Regions from separate parts of the Mus musculus genome. Here region 1 is linked to region 2. The links are chromatin loops, found by intact Hi-C in ENCODE. Cell type or tissue: left cerebral cortex. All regions are shown on one strand. Links, peaks and the distances in the headings refer to the core of each region. The heading gives the core; the rest is flanking DNA.

Region 1 (11,511 bases), core at 1,951-9,950, 180 kb before region 2:
GGTGTCTCCTTAAAGAAAGATGCTGGCTTGTCGTAGAGCGTCACAGCCCTGACATGAGATGGGAGTGGGCAAAAAAAAAAAAAAAAAAAATCTAAGCAAGAGGGCACAGCAGGATCCCAAAAAGCAAGAGAGTTTGGGAAAAATCCAAGAGACAAGAAATGAAAATTCCTTAGAATGGTGCAGATATTTTAGCAAGAAAATGTCCTATAGGCCACATAGCTGGGAGAGGAAAAAAGTCTACTGCCTCCCCCTTGGCTTCTCAAAACCAGTAACCATCTCCCAGGGCCTGAGTACTTCAGTACAGGGCTGCAGGACTGTGCTGAAGCTCTCAAAGCACATGGATTAATGGGCATCCCAAGCCCTGCATACCTGACACACCAGTTCTCTGCCAGGTCCTCCCGCATAGCATTGGTCACACACAGGTTCAGGTGGGACAGGCGCCCGAAGAACTTCTCATACCTACAAAATATCTTGGGGATCAGCATGGAACCCTAGGATGAGCCTAGATGCCACCCCAGCCTCCATATGACTTGATACTCCTAGACAGTGGAAAGGCTGCAGAGCGAGGGCCCTTGAACCTGTCAGAATGCACCATGAGCTCTGAGTAAGTTACTCTCTCAAACCTTCCTCTCCTCTCACTGTTCAGCCTACACAATTACTTTAAAAGGAATCAATCCCCACAAATCCAGACTCATGCAATAAAGAGGAGAAACCCAATAAGGGCTGCTTAACCAAGTCTCAGCCTCCCGGCACAATCGGGGCTGCAGCTGTCTCTCATTGTGGTATGAAGGGAGTTTAGTGATGTCGAGGCTTCATCCCAAGAGAAGGAGGGAGAGAGAGAGCAAATCAAGGACTAAGCTTCAGGCTGGAATGTGGCTCAGCTGGTAGACAGCTTGCCTGGCAAGCTCAAGGCCCTGGTTCTACCTCTAGTGCTTAAAACATGGGACATGGTGGTGCATGTCTATCCAAACACTGAAAAAGGGAGGAGAAAAAGGCAGGAGGATCAGAATTCACGGTCATCCTATGATATGATATGAAGCCAGTCACAATAAACAGTCTCAAAATATGTGTGTATTATGGACATATATGTATATATACACATATACATATGAGTAGGGATGTAGCTCCATTGGTAGAGAGCTTGCCCATAATACATCAAAGTCCTGGGTTCCATCCCCAGCACATCATAAAATAAATATTGACAGTGCACACATGTAATCCCAGCACTAGAAAGGTAGATCAAAACCAGCCTACAATAAATGAGACTCAAAAAAACAAGTTTAAGGGGCTGGTGAGATGGCTCAGCGGGTAAGAGCACTGACTGCTCTTCCGAAGGTCCTGAGTTCAAATCCCAGCAACCACATGGTGGCTCACAAACACCCAGAATGAGATCTGATGCCCTCTTCTGGTGTGTCTGCAGACAGCTACAGTGTAACTAGTTTAATAAATAAATCTTTAAAAACAAAAACAAGTTTAGGGACCAGAGAGCTGCTTCAGCACTGGTTGCTCTCCCACAGAGCCAGGGTTTAATTCCCTAGACCCACACAGCAGCTCACAACCATCTATAAATCCAATCCCAGGGGATTTGATCTCCTCTCCTGTCCTCTGCAGTCACAAGACAAACACATGGTACACAGACAAACGTGCAAGCAAAACAGCCATATAAAAATAATATTCATATATAAAATAAAGTAATTTTGTTTGCTTGTTTGTTGAGACAGTGTTTCTCTGTGTAGCCAGGCTGGCTTTAAACTCAGAGATTTACCTGCCTCTGCCTCCCAAGTACTGGGATTAAACACATGTGCCACCACCACACAGCTGTCTTTTGTTGTTGTTTTTGTTTTGTTTTTGAAATTAAAGTAATTTTTAAGAATAAAATGAACTAGAAAAATTAATTACAAAAAAATGCATAAAAGTAGGATTGCTAACTGGTGGCGGCCAACACATTTAATCCCAGCAGAGGCAAGCAGATCTCTGAGTTTGAGACCAGCCTGATCTACAGAGTGAGTTCCAGGATAGCCAGAGCTACACAGAGAAACTCTTGTCTCAAGAAAAAAAAAGTTAACACTACTAAACTGGGTGTGGTTTATCGTGCCTGTAATCCCAGAGTGTACAAAGCTGAGGCACGAGGACCAACATAAATTCGAAGCTAGTCTGGGCACCGGAGTGAGAAAGCTCATTAGCTACCACCAGAGTACGGCAGCCTTTTCTTCCCTCCAGCTACAAGTTGGCTCTGGAGTGCAGCCTCCAGGGGCTGATTCCTGATGACTTCCTGTGCAGCAAGAGGCAGCATCACTCTCAGCCCACTCACCTAACTTTTACAATGCACCATAATTGGGGGTGATGGAGACAGAGTGGGGAAAAACGGGACCTGGCCTGGAGCCTGGCACGAAGCTGGTGCTGTGACAGGAAGGAGCTGCCTGGTCTGCTGGTCCCACAAACAACAATCAATCCCAGCAGGGACAGAGAAAGGACAGAGCTAGCTGGACCCCAGAGCAAGAAGCACACAATGAGATGGGCAGCCAGAATCAGAGTGGAACTGAGGACCCTGCTCTAGATCCAACCTGCTCACCCAGGCCCTTCTCTCCCACCCACTCTAATGAGGACTCAGGGGGAACCACTCACATCCTCTCACCATTTGGCCAGCAGCACAATGGGGTGGCGGGGGCCATGGACCAAGCCCATGATGGAGTAGCCATAGTTGTGCCAGTCGATGACCAATTTGCTCCCACAAATGCAGCCCACAAACCAGCAGACGGCAATAGCAGGCAGACCTGGAGGGTTCTAGGAAAAGGAGACTCAGGCAGTGGAGGAAGCATAGACTATGGCCCATATAGCCTAGAGGAGTGACCACACAGCAAAGAAACTATGACCTAAAAGGCTCTCATCAGCCCGGGGGCAGAAAGAAGATCCCCTCCACCATAAAAACATTAACAACAACAAAGGGAGTAAGAAGTTATAAAGAAACCAAACTGCCCAATCTGAAAACCCCAAAATCATCATCGATCAAGAGCTCTTGAGTTAAGACGATGGCTCAGTAGGTAAAGAATTTGCCACCCAAGCATGAGGACCAGACAAGGGTGCTGGATCCCTGGAACCTGGGTTACAGATAGCTGTAAACTCCTATTGTAGATGGTGGGAGTGAAACCTGGGTCCTCTGCAAGAACAGCAACCGAGCACTGAGCCACTGCTCCGGCAGCCTGCACACTCGTTTGTTTTTCCTATTACTGTATTTATTACCTGACAGTTTCATGACTGTGTATGTGTGATGCATTCTGATCACTCCCCACTCTCTTCCTTAGCTCCCTCCTCACCTGTCAGTCATCCCTCTGTACCGGTTTCCCCTCCAAGTGCTCCCTCCTGGTCTCATCTTTTTTTTTTCTTTAGTGACTGAGTTTAACTACAGTTGCTTATAATAACCTAAGTGAGAGGTTGTTTATTGAAGAATGGGCCATTTATTAGTGGATACACTGGAGAAGAAAAATAACCTCCACCCCCAACAACCATTAACTGCCAACAGCTCCTTAGCTAGGGACGGCTCCCCTGTGAATCCACCCCCCTCCCCCCGCCCATGCTACAGTGTTGGCAGCCTTGCCCCGGTCTTGTATAGCTGCAAGTTCACGAGTGCAGCAGCCCTCCCCATGTTTTTATAGGCTATGCACACAGAAGTATTAAATACATTTAATAATTTGTTCATTTTGTATGTGGGCTGGAAATCAAATCCAAGACCTCACTGAGCCACACCCACAACCCGATGTGTGCATGTTTAAAAGACCAGCAAGAGACCTGCTATGATAATGGTGATTCTCACAGAAGGAAAGAGCAGCTGGCACATACCTGGAGGAAGATGTAGGCTGCAGGGTCCATGCGCATCATCTTCCACAGCAAGTACACTGCCTGAAATACAACCTTGACTCCATACTGGAGAATTCGGGGCCCAGCTGCAAGTCAGAAAACATCTGTCTCTACAAAAGAGCTCTTGGCACTGAGAGTCCCTTCATCTTCCCAATACGCAACCATCCCTACCCCTAGTCAAGAACCTGGAGTTGACTGGTCCTACCTCCCAGGCCCCGCAGATCTGTCAACTTCACAATCCGAATCCTATCATTCTGCAAGAGTTCATCTCGAGGTTTGGAGTCTGCAAATGCAAATGAGCCCTTTCAGGTATCAGAAATAGCCAGTTACAGTCAGCTGGGTGTGTTCCTTCACATCTGTAATTCCAGTACTTGGAAGGATAAGGCAGGATAAAGTGTTCAAAGCCAGCATGTGCTACAAAGCATGCCCATCTCAAGTAAACAAGGTGGAAGGAAAATAACACCTATCAAAACCTCACAGGTCCCCAGTACCCAGAATAGAAAATGAGGTCACTTTGTGTTCTTCTATAGAATACCCTCGAAGGGCATTCATCATACCTACTTAATTTAACCTGATGACTGGCATGCAATAGGGACCCAATTTAACTGATAAAGAGTAGAACTCCTGGATGGCAGTCTGCCCTAGGATAGCACTCCACACGGGGACCAATAAGGGCTATTTCCACTTTCCCTTAGATAGAGCTGGGCCACCCCCAAGTTCGCAGATCCAATTTGAGGTGCCCAGCACGTGTTCGAGGATAGTTATGAATGTCCCCAACATGCTAGCAGATTTCATATGACTGTGTCAAAAGGTTGGATACCTGAGGGGCTACTAAAGTGCATGCCTTTAATCCCAACACTCTAAAGGCAGTAGCAAGTGGATCTCTGTGAGTTCAAGGACACTCTGGCCTACATAGTGAGATCCAAACCAGCTAGAGGCTGCATAGTAAGAGTGAACCCCTGAAAAATCATCCACGTGGACATGATGAGGGAGTGGACACCTCTGCCTACACCTTAGGGGACAAGAGAACCATCCACAGCAAGAAAAGCTCTGCGGCTGGACAAGGGATGTGAAGAAACATTCAGCCTGCCAACTCAGTGACAAAGGCAGCATGAGGAAGTGGTGACCAGCACTAAGGTCTCACACACCAGGGTTGCAGCCTGTCTGTGCACTACCTAAACAAAGCAAGTGACAGACACTTTTGCAACCGATCTATTTGTAGTCCTCACGTATGGTAAACGGCGACTGACGCCCGCTGCTCCCAGACACCAGAAAACAGCGGTCCAGACCAGAACAGGCAGGAGAGGAGCACAGCTGCTCCCGCCTCTGTCCCAAAACAGGGAGAGTCAAGGCTCCTGATTGAGCCTCCCTCTCAGGTCCCCGCCACTCACTGTAGAACCCCAGCAGCGTCACCGAAAAGCCGCTCTGGGCCAATGACAGCGCGTGGTACTGCATGCGGGGGCTGCGGCCCACGTCGCCCAGCACCACGACGACCATGTGCCGGGCCCTGCCCGTTTGCCGCCCACGCTTCCACAAGCCCAGCAGCAGCACCAGCAACAGCAGCGCCAGAACCAGCAGCGCCACGCAGGACGCTGCCATCTTGGCCGGCCGGCGCCGAGCACGTGACCGGGCCCGGAAGCCTCGCTATGCGCAAGCGCACACCCCAGACCCTGCCCAGGGGGAGGTGATTATGAAATCGCCTCTTTACGAAGGAGGAGGCGGAGCCTTGGATAAGGCGAGGTCTGGGAGAAAAGGAAAGAGAATTTGGAAGATGGGGGCGGGCTCTGAACGGGGGGGCGGGGCCTGGAAAGGGTAGGAGGCCTTTGAAGAGTTACTTAAGGAGCCCAAGAATGGACTTAGCCATGCCAAGTTCTCTGAAGTGTGTTTTCCCCTGTGAAAGTAAAGCTGTACCTTTATTGGAGTCTAAGAACTTCTTTTAAAGACCGCTAAGATAAATTTCAAACTATAATAATGATGATAATGATTACCTGCTGCTAGAGTACACTTCTCAGCTTCCCTTACGGACTGTGAAGTCATTTCTACCCCTATAGGAGGCCATATCTCATCTTCTGTGAGTATCTTAGCCATCTACACAAAAATGTACCCTCACCGTACATGAACTTGTCTCGGCTATGATCAGACCCAGCCTCTTTTATCTACTCTCTCAGTAGCTGCCTTTAATAATCTAACAAGAGAGATTAAATTTTAGATGAGAGGCTGATGAGTTTTCTTCAGGTAAAGGTGTTTGATGCTAAAGTAGGGTACCATCTCAGGAAGGAGAGAATCAACTCTCTACATCCTCTGACTTCCACGCTCCTGCTGTGACACACACAGCACCTCCCTTGTACACTAAATAAATAAAAACAATTTGGATGAATTTCCTAGTTTTGTTGAGGAAAGAGGCCATTCCCTGAGAAGTGAATGTATAAACAAGATCATGGCTACACATGGAAACCGATCTTTGTTGGTAGAAGGCAAGAGACCATAGGGCCTCTGGCTCTTTAGCAGAGGTGCCTTCCAGTGAGAAAATTTATTAAGCAAAATGTTTATCTCTTCATTTGTTAAGATGCATGCACATTGAATACAACAATTCAAATACAAAAGAGAGGAAGCAGGCATAGTATAGCCTGTAATTCTGGCACTGTGGAGGAGAAGCCAAGGTCATCCTCGACTCCATAGAGAGTTCAAGACCTGCCTGGGCAGCTTATGACAAGAACTCAAAAAAATAAGGGGCTGGATAAATGACTCAGCAGTTAAGAGCTCTTACTTGCAATCATGACAGGAGTTCAAATCCTGACACCCATGTAACAAGCTGGATGTCACCACAAAACCTATAATCTCAGCTGTGAGGGGCAGAAACAGAAAGCTCACTAAAGCTTGTTGGCTTTCAGCTTATAAGGAGAAAAAGGAGACTCAAGTTTAGGGAGAGACGAATAGACAATGGGTTATAGAGAAAGAAAGGAAGGGAAAGAAGGAAGGGAGGGAGGAAGGGAGGGAGGGAGGGAAGAAGGAAGGAAGGAAGGAAGGAAGGAAGGAAGGAAGGAAGGAAGGAAGGAAGGGAGAACTTTTTAAGTATGGGCAATAAAGGGAGAAAGAAAGAGATGCATAAGATAATGATAGTGGCATGAACTCTAGAGTTCCTGACTTTGCCAGCTAGAAAAGTACTGCTGTGTGGGGAGCTTTGGGGGCTGCATGGCAGGAATCTGACATTGGCCAAGGACAAGGAAATGGGCTTGGGGCAGGAATCTGACATTAGGCCATGACAAGGAAGTAAGTTCAGGCAGGAATTTTTTTTATTAGATATTTTCTTTATTTACATTTCAAATGCTATCCCGAAAGTTCCCTGTACCCTCCCCAGTCCTGCTCCCCTACCCACCCACTCCCACTTCTTGGCCCTGGTAGTCCCCTGTACTGGGGCATATAAAGTTTGCAAGACCAAAGGACCTCTCTTCCCAATGATGGCCGACTAGGCCATCTTCTGCTACATATGCAGCTAGAGACATAGCTCTGGGGTTACTGGTTAGTTCATATTGTTGCTCCACCTATCCGATTGCAGATCCCTTCAGCTCCTTGGGTACTTTCTCTAGCTCCTCCATTGGGGGCCCTGTGTTCCATCCAATAGATGACTGTGAGCATCCACTTCTGTATTTGCCAGGCACTGGCATAGCCTCACATGAGACAGCTATATCAGAATTCAGGCAGGAATCTTAATTTTAGGGTGGAACAAAAGAAGTAGGCTTCAGACAAGAATCTGATTTTGGGCTTGGACAAGGAAGTAGGCTCAGATATTTTGATCAAGCTGGCAAGCCCTTAGAAACAGTGATCCCTGGAATGATCAACCACGGGACTTTGCTTATTGCCTTGCTTTTTCCTTGACTATTTGTGCTTATTGTCCTTACTACTTGCATGTAATTAAAATAGTATAAAATCGGATTGGGAAAAAATAAACCTGCCTTAAGTCTCAGAATTGACTTGGGTCATGCTGCAGTATTGTCTAATCGTCTCTTTCTTTTCAATCCTCGCTCCTGCACTAGAGAACCTGTTGACTGACTGAGCAGGCTTGGTCACTGCTGTGAGAATTGTAGACTCTCACTTTATAATAAGAGCACTGGAGACTTGTGGGCCTGTGTACTGGAGGCTTTCCATGGAGATCTCTGGCCCAGCTGGGTGCGAGGGTTCAGGCAAAGGGGAGCAAGTGTGAGCAGGAAGGAGGAGTCTTCTCTGTCACCTCTGGTGCTGCAGCTGGCTCCACCTCTGTTGCATCTCAATTACTCCATGTCACCCAGCACTGAGCTGGGCCAGGCTGGGCCAATGAGAGGCCAACTAGCCAGCGGGGAGCTTCAGGTGGCTCTTCTGGAGAGCAGACCTCTTCCCAAGCGGCAGTGTTACAGCTCTTATGACTGAAGCTCTCAGACAATGGAGTAGTTCTCACACACCTTTATTCCTCCTGGATAGGATTCTTATATACAATTTTGGGGTGGGCCAGGGTCTGACAGCAGGTACTTCTCATAGGCTTGGTCTGAGAGCTTAGAGATACCTTATCTGCATGTGGGAGGGCTTGGTGCTGCTCCTGTGTGACTGATAGCCACAGACCTCTCTTGGGGGGGGGGGTAGCTACATGACAGGAGACAGGCGCCCTAAGGGGCATAGCCAAACGCCTGCCATTCCTTGCAGGAGACAGTCACCAGCTGGGTCATAGGGTTTTAAGCCTGAGCTCAACCAGGGACCAAGCTGCCTATCACAGCTCACCACCCCACAGAGACTTAAAAATAGCAAGAGCACAGTGGCTTATGGCTCTGCAAAACTGGACATACTCATCCAAGAATGGTGGCATGATGACTGAATAGGGAAAAAAGTTTTTATACTCCCAATAATGCAAGTCTGGTCCTCCCTCGGGTAGTTTGAGTAAGAATGACCCCCATAAGCTCATCTATTTGAATGCTCAGGCATCAGGAAGTGGCACTACTTGAGAAGGATTAGGAGGTGTTAGAGGAAGTGTGTCACTGGAGGTGGGCTTAAAGGTTTCAGAAGCCGAGACAGGCCCGGTGACTCTCTCTTCTTGCTGCCTGTGGATCCAGATGTAGAACTCTGTTACTCCAGCACCATGTCTGCCTGCATGTCATCATACTCCCTCTGACATGATAATGGACTGAGCCTCTGAAACTGTAAGCAAACCTCAATTAAATGCTTTCTTTATCAGAGTTGCAATGGTCATGGTGCCTCTTCACAGCATCAGAACACTAAAAAAGACAGAAGTTGGTACCAGGAGTAGGGTATTGATGTGACAAGCCTGACAATACCGATTGTTGGTGGAATGTGGACTTTAAATTAATTAGGAAAGCAGTTGAATGCTTTAAGTGGGGCTTAGTGGGCCATGCTAGTAGAACATGGAAGCCAGTGGTGCTGGGGGTGATTAGAACTGTGGGAACCTGGATCAAGATGTTCCAAAGCAGAAGAATATTAGTAGGTGGCCTAGAGACCATTCCTAAATTATTTTAGTGAAGAAAGGGATTTCTTTCTTCCCTTGTCCAAAAATATCTGCCTGAGGCTAAATGGAAGAGTTTTGGATTAATGGTATTGTCAGAGGAGATTTCAAGAGAGTGTAGTAATGACTGTGTCATGTGGTTATTAGTAGTCACTTTTATGTAGATATAGATGAAAAGGAATAAGTTAAGCAAGGAAGACTACAAAATATGCTCAAAGAGTTAAAAAATACAGAAAAGCCTGATGCTAAATAGAATAAAGGGAGTGGTGGCCATGGGGTTCTGGCTTTAGTGTCAAAATACACGAAAGGGGTTATGGAGTCTCCCTTGACATCCAAGGAAAGCCACTGAGGCCAGGCATATATCAAGGGTGTCCCTGTATAGAGGTCCAGAGGGTCCTTTGGGTAAAGATATGAAGGTGAAGCCTAGATTGTGTTGAAGACCCCAAAATGTTAGAGATGCCAGAGTCATAGGATAGGGAACTAAACCCCTGGTCTGTAATCAAGCCCCAATTAAATATTCTCTTTTATAAGAGTTGACATGTCATGTGTCTCTTCACAGTAATAAAACAGTGACTAAAAGACGCCCCCTTTCCTCATTGGCTGAGGGATCGGGAAGATACAATCTGGGTCTTGTTTTTCCCTCTGACACATTTGTCTTCTTATCATTGCTTTTTCTTCAACAAAAATGTATGGGTTCATCTCTGGTTTACGTCCACTTTATCCTAGAGCTTATCAAGCACACACTCTGATCATGTCTGCAGATCATTAGGCAGCCTTGGCTGGTAGCAGTTTTCCACTCTAAACATCTAGTTTTGGGGGTAGTAGTTAAACTAAAATTTTGGATGATAGTAGCTAGCAGGGGTCCAATGCTTTCTGTTTATCCATAATAGAGCCTAAGCCACTTTTATTTTTTTAAATGAACCATTAGATTTTATTTCTTAGATTCTTTACCACTGACCCAGCACCTTTTTTTATGTTTTTAACTTTTGGGTCAGGATGACCAAGTTGCTCTGGCTAGCCTTGAACTCACTCTACTTTCTAAGCTGGTCTCAGTTTTGCAGTGGTCTTCCTTCCTTACCCTCCTAAGAACTGTGATGACAAGCATGTTCCACCACACCCAGCTTTGTGTCTCACGTTTCTACTAGTCCGGGTTTCTACTGCTGTGAAGAGGCACCATGACCATGGCAACTCTTACAAAGGAAAACATTTCACTGGGGCTGGCTTACAAGACCATAGCTTTAGTCCATTATTGTTATGGAGAGAATCATGGCAGCACACAGGCAAACATGGTGCTGGAGAAGGAGCTGAGAGTTCTACATCTTGAATCTCAGGCAGCAGAAGGAGACTACTAGGCCTGATATATAAGACCTCAAAGCCTGCCTCCACAGTGACACACTCCTCTAACAAGGCCACACCTTCTAATAGCGACACTCCCTATGGACCAAGCATCCAAACACAGGAACCCGTGGGGGTCATTCCTAGTCCAACCACCACACCTTCATGACTTGAATGCTGTTTCTACTGGTTAAGTGCCATGTCAGAGACCATCCCGTGAGAAAGTGAGCCCTTCACAATCTCCTTAACAAATCAAGGGCCTTGTACTAAGAGCTGGTTATCACCCCCCTTCCTCCCTATTCCTTTCTTGGCACCTGAGGTTGTAAAAGCTGAATTATAGTCCCCTCTTCCCTATCTCTTCCTGAGTTCCCATGCCATCCAAGGACATGAGTTACGCCTGAGCACAGCCTGACCCCCAAGGCTGTCAAGGAGGATCGATGTTCCAGAGATAAGATCCAGAGTGCCCGCTGCCTGGCGCCTGACTTCGGCCCCCATGTCAGCAGATGCCCACTTCTTTGTTCTTTGTATAATTCTCCCTTGACCCCTCCCATATTCCCCGAGATGTATGCTTTAAAAAGAAGGCACCTCAGCCTAATAAACGAGACCTCGATAGGTACCCTCCCTGGTATCCTACTTTTCTTTCTTTTATTCCCATTTCCTTCCAGGTTCGCGGTCCCCCTCGCACCCACGAATAACTGAATCCCACGGGACGGGATAAGTGTTGCCCGACGTGAGGGCGAGGTCCGGATCGTAATTCCTAATCAGTGGAGGTTCCAGAGAAGTTCGTCGCGACCCCAAGAATTTAAAAGTAGTGAAGGACACCTTCCACTGCTCAC
Region 2 (11,511 bases), core at 1,636-9,635:
GCCTTGAACTCCAGGCTGGCCTCGAAATCTGCCTGCCTCTGCCTCCCGAGTGCTGGGATTAAAGGTGTGTGCCACCACACCTGGCACACACACACACTTCTTTAAAAAGTTAATGACTGGCCAATGCTGTAACAATTGAAGATGGGTAATAGATATTGCCCATACTTGGTAATCTATATGCAAAGATTTGAAAATATGCATGTTTGAAAGTTCCATACTAGAAAAGCAAAACAAATATGCCAAGAAAAAAAAATACATCAAGGTTGGTGAGAGGTAAGCTCGGGCAGCATGAGATTCTTGGCGTTTGCTATCATCCTGACACCCTAGTGCCATTCCCCAGCTCCTACACGATGGAAGAAAAGCTCTAACTCCCACAAGCTACACACTTGAGCACGCTCGTTCTCTCTCTCTCTCTCCATAATAAATAAAGGTTTAAAATTTTAAAAAGGAAAGAAAAGAAAAAGAAAACATTAAAATTCAAAGTTAAAAATCATTTAAAGAAACCAAACTGATTTCAAACAGCTTGAAGCTCACAAAGCCAATTTTGGCATAGGAAGAAAGCAAACAAGCAGGCAGAAGCAGATTTCTACCCATCCAAAACAAGAAACTATGCAAGACAGCAACGATGAGAGTATGGGTATCTTCCTGTTTGTCCTTCAGAGTGGACATAGGAAAGCATGCAACACTGCAACCATCAAAACAATGATCTCTAGTGAGTCATATAAAAATATTAGCACAAAAAAAGGTACTGCTTTTTAAATTTATATAGTTAGCTATAATTCAAAGTAGCTTGAATATGCTATATATTTTCCTCTAGCATAAGCCACAAGGATCATTCTCACCCAGTGCTTGCTCTGGGTGAGTGAGATAAACTTGAGGCAGCTCAGGCCTCTCTAGCCTCACTCACTTCTCTGATATAAAGGTCCATGTGAACACTGGTAGCTTCATGTCAGATCTGCAAAGCAACAAGAATGTACCTTGTCTCCAGGATGAAGGCCTTTTACCTTCCCGCGGATATTCTTTACCAACTCTGGGTAGAAGAACTCTGGACACCGTTTGTGATCTGGTTCAAAGAGAGTGAGTGTAATCCGAACAGCTGCTGCAGCTGGCTCACAGTCTTGATGCTGTTCTGTTCCTCCAACTTCCTCTTTCCTGGACTTCTTCAAAAATGCAGGATTCAAAGAACCTGGGACAGAGGTGAACTGGACCCTGTGGGGCTCCGACATGGCTACCAACAAGTCTTAGTAGGTGTCACTTCATGGTTTCTGTTAACAGTGAAAAGAAGGGCCAGGTCAAACCAAAATAACAAAGGTAGGCATTTTCTAAATAACAATAGCAGGCATTTCCTTGTCAGTTATTCAGTTTTTTAAAAATTTCATTGTCAAAAAGAATCCACTGATAAATTATAATTGCTTTAAACCATTTAAGCAAGTAGTTTTTTGGGTTTTTTTTTTTTTTTTCTTTTTCTTTTGGTTTTTCGAGACAGGGTTTCTCTGTGTAGCCCTGGCTGTCCTGGAACTCACTTTGTAGACCAGGCTGGCCTCGAACTCAGAAATCCACCTGCCTCTGCCTCCCGAGTGCTGGGATTACAGGCGTGCGCCACCACGCCCAGCTAAAAGCAAGTAGTTTTCAATACAAATTTCTCCTATTTTAGAAATCATCTCATACCACATAATTCAAGTCAAAAGCCTATGTATTAATGCAGTCCAAACTTGGGGTTTGTTGTATGTGACTTATTTCTTTTGTGTCTAGAAAGCTCTTTTTAAACAGATCATATGGAAGAAATCCCCCAGTCAGTCTATTAAAGAGTTTTCACTTTTAAATCTAATCCATAGTGAACTTACTGGGCTCTATGCTGCAAGAACAGGCTATAACTTGAGTTTTCCCAGTACCAATTACAAAGCAGACCTCATATGTATGGTCCATGTATAAAAGCTGTATTACATTAATCAAGTACTTGAGAGATTGTTTATTCAGTAATGAACTGTCTTCAAAACTCTTATTTTTAGTATCCTGAATTAAAAGTTTGTCTTTATTACCTTTTTAAAAGTAGTAATTGGATTTTAGCCCATTTCAGATCAATTTTAGAATCATTTTTCCAAGTCCCCTCCAAAATATGACTGTACTTTGCAAAAATAATTCACAAATATGAATTCAGAATGATTTGACTATTTCCACATATATGTAGATATACTAGCATATATTTAATATCCATTCATTTTGTTATTATCATAAAAAAGTGATGCAAGACCATATAAGGGAGTTAAAAATATACAAATGAGTTTTAAAAAAAGTCATTCCAGAGAAACAGTGATGGCACACACTTTTATTTCCAGCACTCGGAGGGCAGAGGCAGGCATCCTGTAGCTAGGACTACATAGAGAAACCCTGTCTTGAAGGAAAAAAAAAGCCATTCTAATTGGACAGCAAAGACATAACTAGTAAAATAGACTCCCAGTGCAGAGTTTATCAAAACACACTTGGATGCTCTACACAGTACCTAAAGGAAGCTTCAGGGCCTGGGAGCAGTGCTGGGATCCACCTGGTTGTGAAACACACCTCAACTGAGGATTAAAGGCATACAGGCTCCCACTTAGAGAGGAACACAGTCTTTCTGTAAGAAATGGATCAGTAAGTCACTCAATTGGACGAAGGAATTGGCAACCAGATCCAGTGTTGTTTTGTCTAGACAAAATTTTTTAAAGGTAGCTTCATTTCAGCCCATGTTTTTAGAAAACACAACTCCAAACCACATAACCAGTAACAATATTCTTGTCAGCTACAAAAGTCTGTGCAAGCCTTAGCCAACAAGGAGATAGGACTAGAGGACAAAGTAAGTTCACCTATTAACTCATTTTTTAAATAATAATTTTTTCAAAAAGATCTATTTATTTTATGTATATTAGTACACTGTAGCTCTAAAGATGGTTGTGAGCCACCATGTGGTTGCTGGGATTTGAACTCAGGACCTTCAGAAGAGCAGTCAGTGCTCTTACCCACTGAGCTATCTCTCTAGTCCCACCTATTAACTCTTAGAAGTCAGGTTTTGGTGAAGTTTTATGATCATATTTAAGGACTAGGGCATTTGAAACATTTAAGATAATAATATATGTTAAAGTCCATGTTAAACTTATTTAATTCCAAATGCTTAAGAAAATATAAGTTGTAAAGTCCACAAAAGAACGTAAGTTGTACTTATACAACTAATTTATGAGTTGTTTATGACCTTGGGAAGAGCTTCCTCCAAGGTTTGCAAGTTTACCTCTTTAGAAACATGAAGTAGTTGGGAGATGGTACAGCATGCAGCACTCGGGAGGCAGAGGCAGTGGCGCTCCATGAGCTCGAGGACAGCGTGGTCTACACAGAGTTCCAGAGCAGCCAGGGATACACAGACAAACAACCCTGTCTTGGAAGAAGAAACAAACAAGCAAACAAAAGAAATATGAAACAAGTCAAGAAAGAAGTACCTGAGAATTAAGAAAAAAACTACAGTTTAAAACATGTTAGAGAATTTAAATAACTTGATTTAAAAGAGTTGATTGTTTAAGAAAATTTAACCTGTTTAACCTGGTGCTGTCTCTAAGTTTTATTCAAGTTTAAGTAATTTTTATTTTCACAAGCATTCATGTGAGTGTGGGTGAGTGTGTGTGTATGTGTGTGTGTGAAAACTTATAGGAGTTAATTCTTTCATTTCATCATGTGGGTTCCAGAGATTGAACATAGGTCTTCAGGCTTGGAGGCAGACACCCTTACCTGTTGAGCCATCTTACAGACCCTCACATAATTTTTTGTCCCATAAATTCTTAAATTTGTAAATAAAACACTAATGAAAACTTACAAGTTTTAAAAATAGCAAAGAATGGGGACTGGAGAGATGGCTCAGTGGTTAAGAGCACTGACTCTTCTTCCTGAAGTCCTGAGTTCAATTCCCAGCAATCACATGGTAGCTCACAACCATCTGTAATGGGATCCAATGCCCTCTTCTGGTGTGTCTGAAGACAGCTACAGTGTACTCATATACGTAAAATAAATAAAATCTTAAAAAACAAAAACAAAAACACTAAGATTGAGCTGGGGATGTCACTCAGCAAAGTGCTTTCCTTGCACACTGGAGGCCCTGATTCAATTAAATCACACACTGGGATTAAATTAAAATGAGAATGGTAATATATAGCTGTAATAGAAGCACTGTGAAGGAAGAGGCAGGAGGATCCTAAGTTTAAAGTCACTCTTGGACAAGGAGAAGGAGGCTTGGATTGCATGAGAGCTTATCTCCAACTAAAATACAAAAAGGAAAAAAAAAACAAACCACAAAGTAGGGTTTAAATACTCCGAATGACTTGAATATTAGTATGCCACACAGGAAAAAATTCTTCTCTTTAAAAAGCAAATTATGGGATTATGGGTTTGTGGTGGTGGACAGATCTTTAGTCCCAGCACTAAGATGGAACCCAGCCTGATCCACAAGGAGCTCCAAGACAGCCAGGGCTACACACAGAAAGTCTTGAAAAACAAAACAAAACAAAACAAAACAAAAAACATATTATGCAAAAGCCTATTTCCAGGTATTCCTAGGGACTGTTTTATGTTTTTGTTATCATAAATACATTCTTTTTAACTAATTTACTTTTGAACTGACTACCAAAAAAAAAACAGAAAAACTTGTATGCTAATTTTTTCATTAATTTCTTTCCCTATTTAATGGCTTTCCCTTTTTATTTTGAAAGGCAAAGTCCTACAAAAATGACAGGTTATTTTATATTTATTTTTGTTTCCTGTCTTCTTTCATTCTTTTGTTTGTTTGTTTGCTTGAGACAGGGTTCCTCTGTGTAGCCCTGGCTGTCCTGGAACCTCACTCTGTAGACCAGGCTGGCCTCGAACTCAGAAATCCACCTTCCTCTGCCTCCTGAGTGCATGTGCCACCACTACTCGGCTCCTGTCTTATTTCATTAACTAGAATTACAGGACATTAGACAATGTATCCTTTGTTCTATTCCTGACTTTGATGGGATTGTTTCTAAATTTAGTTGTAAAGATTTACATTTAAAGACAAGTCATTACAATATTCTTAAATTCCTGGAAAACTCTAATTTCTAAATTAAGAACATTTGTCAAATTTTATGAAATCTTAAATACACTTTAAATGGTCAGTTCGTGTTTAATTAACACACAATGTAAATGACAGTCCTTGAAAAATGTGGTACTTCTTCCAAAGAAAAAACAAGCTGGGGTCAACCACCCAGCTTCTCCACCACACCATCTCTCAGAGCAATTGACAACCAAAGCCTCTACAAGGACACTGCTTTGGGGAAAGGGGCGTGAACCCGTCACCTTCCGAGCAGGCGTTGACTTCAGAAAGTACAGCTGTAAGTTAAGTCCACCCTGACACAGACTCCTGCCGCCTTTTCTTGGGTGTGAGACTTTTCTTGCTCAAAGTCGAGCTTCAACTCGGTCTACGGAACTTAGGGCAGCCGCCCTGCCCCTCGGCAGGTACCAGTTCCCATTACTGTCACCTGTCTTCCAGCTGTCAAAACTTCTTGCAAAGTGTCACACTACTTACGAAGGCTAACGCGGGAGGCTGGACCAGACCGCGGCGCTCACCGTTGTCCCCAGAGCCGACGCGGGCCGTAGACGTCCCCCCGTGGTGGTCCTCATGCCGGCCCGGGACCCTCGGGTTGCGGCGCGGCTCAGCGGCCCGCTCCCGAGCGCTGCAGGCGGGCGCGCGGAGGGCCCGCGCCGCGGCCCATGGCCGGCTCCCCAGCCCGCGGGAAGGAAGCCTCTCGACAAACTGCCGCTTTCTCTTGTCAGCCAGCGGGGGGAGCCGAGATATGCCAAGTCCACGTCCAAGAAAACAAGTCGGGCGACGCCGAGGACGCTTGGCGGGGACGCCGCTCCGGAAGCCGACTGTCGAGCTGGGCGCTCCTCAGCAGTCTGGAGCTCCCGCCCCGAGCGCGGGCTCGCGGGCAACCGGGGCCTCTTCTGCCCCGGGCTGGGACCGAGACTGGCTTCCAGGCCGCGCCAGGGTCAGTCAGGGCAGCAACCGGACTCCAACACCTATCCGCCCGGGACCTCAGGCTCGGCAACGGCCCGGGGCCCGCGCCTGCCTAACAGCCGTAACGGAAGCAGCGGGAAAGACTGGAAATGAGTCTAGAGTCCCGGAAGCGAGCGGGCAGCACAGTCGGCTCCCTTTCGCGCTAGTCCGGCCGCGCCGCCTCCGCCGCCGCTGCTTTGGACCGCGGATGCTTCGTTGTCACGAGCCGGAGGGGAGGGGGGAGGCGGGAGCTTGGAGTCTCTGGGCTTCGACGCGCTGAGAGCGCGGCGCTCAAGTCACGTGCCTCCAAGCAGTCCAATGGACGGCCGCGGCGCGGTGACGTCAGCGCATCCGCTAGGCGGATGACAGCAAACACCCGTCACGTGGTCAGGCCAACTCCAATGGGCGGTGCCGCGGCGACCTGAAGTTCCCGGCTGCCCGTGCGGCGGCGGTGGTTGGGTGGTAAGATGGCGGCTGTGAGTCTGCGGCTCGGCGACTTGGTGTGGTGAGTCCTGGCGACCAGCGCTGAACGAAAGACGGCGCGAAGCTGCTTTTCCTGGTCGCAGGGTTGCCAGCTGGCCCAGGAGTAGTTTTATTATGCACTCCGGACGGCGGAGAGTGGGGAAGAGGAGGTGCCGCCGCGGTGTGAACGACGCTTGAGCGGAAGAGGCTGTCCGGTCCCCGGGGGACCGAGGCCGAGAGGGGCCGCGGCGGTCCCTGCTCTGAACCCTGAGGCCATCCCAGGGGAGGGTTACGGCTCTAGAACTCTGGCTCCAGCTGCCACTGCAGAGAACTCTGGCGTGGCGTGGAGTCCCAGGGTCTCTCCGGACCTCCTCTCAAAGCAGGAGAGGATACCTTGCTAGAGACAGAGCCGTCCATACCCGCGTTCGGTTGGGACAGACGTGGGCTCGAGGCTTGGTTCCAGGTGGCGAAATCCGACTGCCCGGCGCTGCCCCATGAAGAAACCGAGGGGAGGGTGACTTCTCCTTTGCAAATGATGGCTAGGCGGTGATCCAGTGCCTCTCGTTCTGTTCCTTGTGTCCCCTGCAACAGCCAAAACCAAGAGTGACCATTGTCTCCTTGGAACTGCGTAGTTTCCCTACCTAGAGGAAGGTTTCCATGATCATTTGTCAAAGGAAAGCCGATCATGGGGTGAATTAAATCAGTCTTAGGGAAGTCTGTGTTTACAGAGAGAAGTTTCCAACACTCTCCCAGGGAGGTACCAGACCAGTGACGTCCTGATGGTTTTGTTTTTCTATGTTCCTTCTCGGGAAGAGTGCACAGATCTCAGGCACACACACACACACACACACACACACACACATATATATATATATACAGTTTTGTATGTAATATGTGAGGGCCCTGAGCCCAGCTGTGAAAGACCCATCTGGTTTGCCTGCTTTTGTTCTGGCCCTTTTGTTCAGCCTAGAGTTAGAAGCATAGATTGCTTGTTGAGTGGGCTGAAGGAGATGGACTGGCTTTTCCAGGGCAAGTTCTGACTGTTTGTATTATTTTCTCTAGGGGGAAACTGGGCCGGTATCCTCCCTGGCCAGGAAAGGTGAGTGCATTGTTGGTTTTAAAAGAAGGTAGTTGAAGCTAAGGGAGAGGGTTAACATGTTGAATTTCCTCCATTCTCTAACACTGACTTAAAATGGGCTCATTTTGATAAAATGTAGTGTTTTGCCTCCAGTTATCAGTCGGTTTTGAAAGTTATAGCATAAACCAGAGTGTTTAAATATGAGGTAATCACTTCAGTCAGAGGGCTTGTGAAATTGGTTGGTTTTTTATCTTGGAAATCAATTGTAATCAAAATGTAGCATGCTAAAATCTAAGGATGAAGAAACAGATTCTCCAGGAAGAGGGAAGTCTAAATGTAGGTTAGTGAAAAGCTAAAGTATTTTTGTCCCAACTAAGTTTAAATCTTCTTCCCCTGTTACCATATGTGCTGCTCCAGTGCATCTCTGCAGAAGATGGCATTCCAGATTTTTCAAGAGGTGGTCCATCATAGCTTTCCAAATGTTCTGGCTTTTTAGTCTTGCTAGGAATCCAGGAAATGTCTGAAGACTCTTTGCAATATGGTATTTCCTGTGCCTTGGTGGTCCCCTATTTTCACTGCTTCCTGTCTTAACTCTTGCTACCCACAACAAAAGTATTTTAAAGAATATTTTCTGTTTCTTCATTAATCACATCACATGGAGGGAGGGGTGATGTTGCTGTTAGTTTTAACTGTTTCTATGCCACGAGTCATTGCAATAAGACTATCTGTTGGACAATATACTACCTGTTGGCTATGGAGAATTTAAAGAATATTTACATATTTCTTCATATCACAATAGCAAAGTCCCATCTATGGGACAAGTATAGAGCCCTGGTTTGCTTTTGGACATTGTCCTTTCTCAGATCTTGGGCTTTCCAGCCTCACTGGAGCCATGGGGAGTTACTTTCCCAGTAGCCTTCTGGTTCGCCTCATACCTTTTCTCTTTCTCTCCTTCAGATTGTTAATCCACCCAAGGACTTAAAGAAACCACGTGGAAAGAAATGCTTCTTTGTGAAGTTTTTTGGAACAGAAGATCAGTGAGTAGTCCTCCCTGAGAGCTTCATGTTGCTTTTGGGTGTTCCCCTGAGTCTGAACTGCTCTATGAGTATCTAAGGCTTGCTGCAGTGTGAAAAATGGTTCCTCACTCTGGCTTTACGCTTAAATAAAAGGTGGTGTTCTTATCTAGCAAAAAATTATTCTGAGGCTAATGATGATTTCCTTCAGGTAAGAACCAGCGTTCATAACTCTACATGTGGTAGGCATGCTGTTTATATCACGTGCGCTCATGTGTTCTCTCTCTCTCTCTCTCAGCAATTTTTACAAATGTTCTGTGGCCTTGGGGATAGAACACGGAGCCTTGCCCATTTTAGAAAAGCCATTGACCACTGAGCTACATGCCCAGCTGATTTTGTTTTAATGACCATGTAGTGTAGTCTGAGGTACAGTGAAAGCTAAGGTGTTATTTGGTAAAAATACTTGTTTAATCCTGTTCTCATTTATAAAACAAACTAACTTACCTGTGTCATTGCAATACAAAGCTTTATTTCCTAGTGTGTGCTGAACTGGAAGAACCTAGGACCATTGCTTTGAGAGTTTGACTTTACAGAAAGCAAACTTTAAAAAGTTATACTGAAGGAAGAATGTGTAACCAATTGAATATACAGTAACTTGTATAGCTTTCTCCTCAATACAGGATAGGCCTGGCTAGGTAACTTGGTTTCTTTAAGCAGTTGTTTCTGTACTTACTATTGTTTAAAGAAAAATGTTACTTTAAGTTCAAAAAAAGAGTGATTTTTTTTTCTTCTTCTGAAAAGTCCCTTACAAATTGCTTCACACATTCAGGAGTTTATGTGGCAGAGTGCTCTTCCGGGTTTCAGTTTACATAGTATGTTGACCTTCACAATGCAGATATACCCTACCCCCTTTTTTTTCTTAAGCCAGCTTACGAGCTTTGTGGTGGCAGTATTTCAAGGAAGACTACCCTAAGTTGTGAGAGCAGAGCTTGTGAAGAGGGAATGTTGTTCAGTGTCATGATTGAGACTGGACTACAGCTCAGTTACAGAAGAGCACTCGTCTAGCTTGTGTAAAGCCTTGGGTTCATTCCCATTACCACCACTATCCCCACTCACTGACGGAAGGAAGGAACATGTTATTGTCATAGACTACTTGAAGAAGACTGTCCTGATGAGAAAAACAGGTGTTGGTTATACTGCATAGGAGTCTACATTTCTCAGTGCTAGATGGTGACCCTTCATTTCTAGGACAGTGACTATTGTCTTCACCTTTGGGGATCTCAGTAAGCGAGCAAGATTTAATAGTTCAGCTGGGATGGTGTGCAGAAGAGGGCGAGGTCAATGGAAAACAACGGGTCTAGGAAAGCTGATGGAAGACAAGATGGAAATCCAGTTCCGAAGCATGAATAGAGTTTGAATGATTGGGAACAAAAGTGGCAATGTGGATCCTTGGCTTGGTGCCATGGGGGAAAAAAAGAGGCTCCTTGCCTGGCATAGTAGGAAGTAACAGGCAGTATTATTGACCATACCCTAAGCGTGGCTGAATGAAGAACCAAGACATGTGTGAAATAACTATGGAAACTCATTTATTTGAGGTCTGAAAGCCATTATTTGATTTTTTTTTTTAATTCTAAAATTCTAGAAGGATAAAGTGGCTTCCCTCTATACACAAAATACTAGAAATAAGACCCAGGAAATTGGAATTATATAAACTGAGCACTTAGTGATAAAGGGCATGTGCTAAACACATAAATAATTACCTGCTGCTGGTAGTGATGATGTGATTTCTTGAAAATAAGCTCTCCTGAGTACACGACAAGTGGCTACAGGGCAGCTAGGAGCTATAAATGACTTTAAGTGTCTTAGCCCCTTTGATGGAGTTCCACATTTAAAAAAAAAAAAAGCATTTTAAAAGGGCTCATGGTGAAGCTTAGTGGTACAGTAAATGTTTAGCATTCACTGCCCAGTACGTCCGAGTTTGCTTGGTGTCTGGCTGGCTGGTTTGGGGTGGTCAGCGAGCACAGGATCAGGACTTGCAGCAGTGCTGTTACAGAGGCTGCCTCTGGGTACTCAGTGCTAAGTGCTGTTACAGAGGCTGCCTCTGGGTACTCAGTGCTAAGTGCTGTTACAGAGGCTGCCTCTGGGTACTCAGCGCTAAGGCTGGTTCATTCAGGGTCAGGGTGCAATCTTTACAGGTGAGATCTCCAGATTAGCTGGTGGTAGCGGAATACTTGGGGAAGTAGCTTTGGATGTGTTGTATGGCCTGACACTTATCAGATAACTGGTTCTACCCACTCTCTGATCTAAGCAAGCCAAAGCCAAAGAAGGGACACATCAGACAGAAGAGTAGGGCTCATTACTGTGGGAAAGCAAAGCCTGAGAAAAGCATCGTCAGGAGTTAGGAATTGGCTAGTAGCCTTCAAGAGTTCTGCAAGGGACGCCTCAATTAGAATGTTGTGTAACTGTTCAAGAGCAGCACAATGACTCCCATGTGAAGTAGTCACTTTGGAGGTGGTATAGACAAATGATAGCTGAATTTTTTTAGAGATAAGAACTAGTTTCTAAAAGACAAATATATCTGTGGCTGTGATGGGTCCTTTAAGACTGACGCTTTGGGGCTAGCCCTTGGGACAAAGAGGCAGGCAAACCAGCCTGCTCTATATAGCTAGTTCCAGGACAACCAATACTACACATAGAAACCCTCAGAGTGGGGGTAGGGATTGACACATTAATTAATGGGAAAAAATGTATGTAAGTGTTTTTTATATTAGCAAGGACCTTTATTACAGAATACAATGCATAGCTTCTTGAGTAAGATATTAGTATATGATGGTTCTGGAGAGATGGGTCAGCAATTAGGAACATTTACTACTTGTTCTTGCAGAGAACCTGGATTTGGTTCCCAGCACTCAATCAGGTAACCCTTT

What was found. Hi-C counts contacts between places; a loop is a spot of excess contacts. Peaks named below come from ENCODE experiments on the same cell type or tissue, not always from the same donor. Only the 100,000 strongest peaks of a DNase experiment are listed, where the experiment ranks them.
Region 1: it touches region 2 in a loop (21-fold over the local background); 1 of 42 quality-filtered maps calls a loop at or near these places.

What each region holds. Positions count from the first base shown.
Region 1 is chr16:5,227,593-5,239,103 of GRCm38, reverse strand. Alg1 (asparagine-linked glycosylation 1 (beta-1,4-mannosyltransferase)) reads right to left here and starts at 5,483. Exons shown (of 13, transcript NM_145362.2): 1 at 5,247-5,483; 2 at 4,061-4,138; 3 at 3,838-3,941; 4 at 2,636-2,784; 5 at 370-459; 6 at 1-48. The coding sequence starts at 5,454. In left cerebral cortex, for the core only: a CTCF peak has its summit at 5,414; a DNase peak (open chromatin) is centred at 5,483; H3K4me3 peaks cover 1,507 bases; H3K27ac peaks cover 1,199 bases.
Region 2 is chr16:5,044,831-5,056,341 of GRCm38, reverse strand. Glyr1 (glyoxylate reductase 1 homolog (Arabidopsis)) reads left to right here and starts at 6,432. Exons shown (of 16, transcript NM_001079814.1): 1 at 6,432-6,536; 2 at 7,556-7,592; 3 at 8,529-8,608. The coding sequence starts at 6,499. Ubn1 (ubinuclein 1) reads right to left here and starts at 6,285. Exons shown (of 19, transcript NM_026666.4): 1 at 5,561-6,285; 2 at 2,501-2,614; 3 at 978-1,265. The coding sequence starts at 1,226. In left cerebral cortex, for the core only: CTCF peaks have their summits at 5,822 (motif pointing right) and 6,467; DNase peaks (open chromatin) are centred at 5,881, 6,382, 7,026, 8,007 and 1 more place; H3K4me3 peaks cover 3,570 bases; H3K27ac peaks cover 1,518 bases.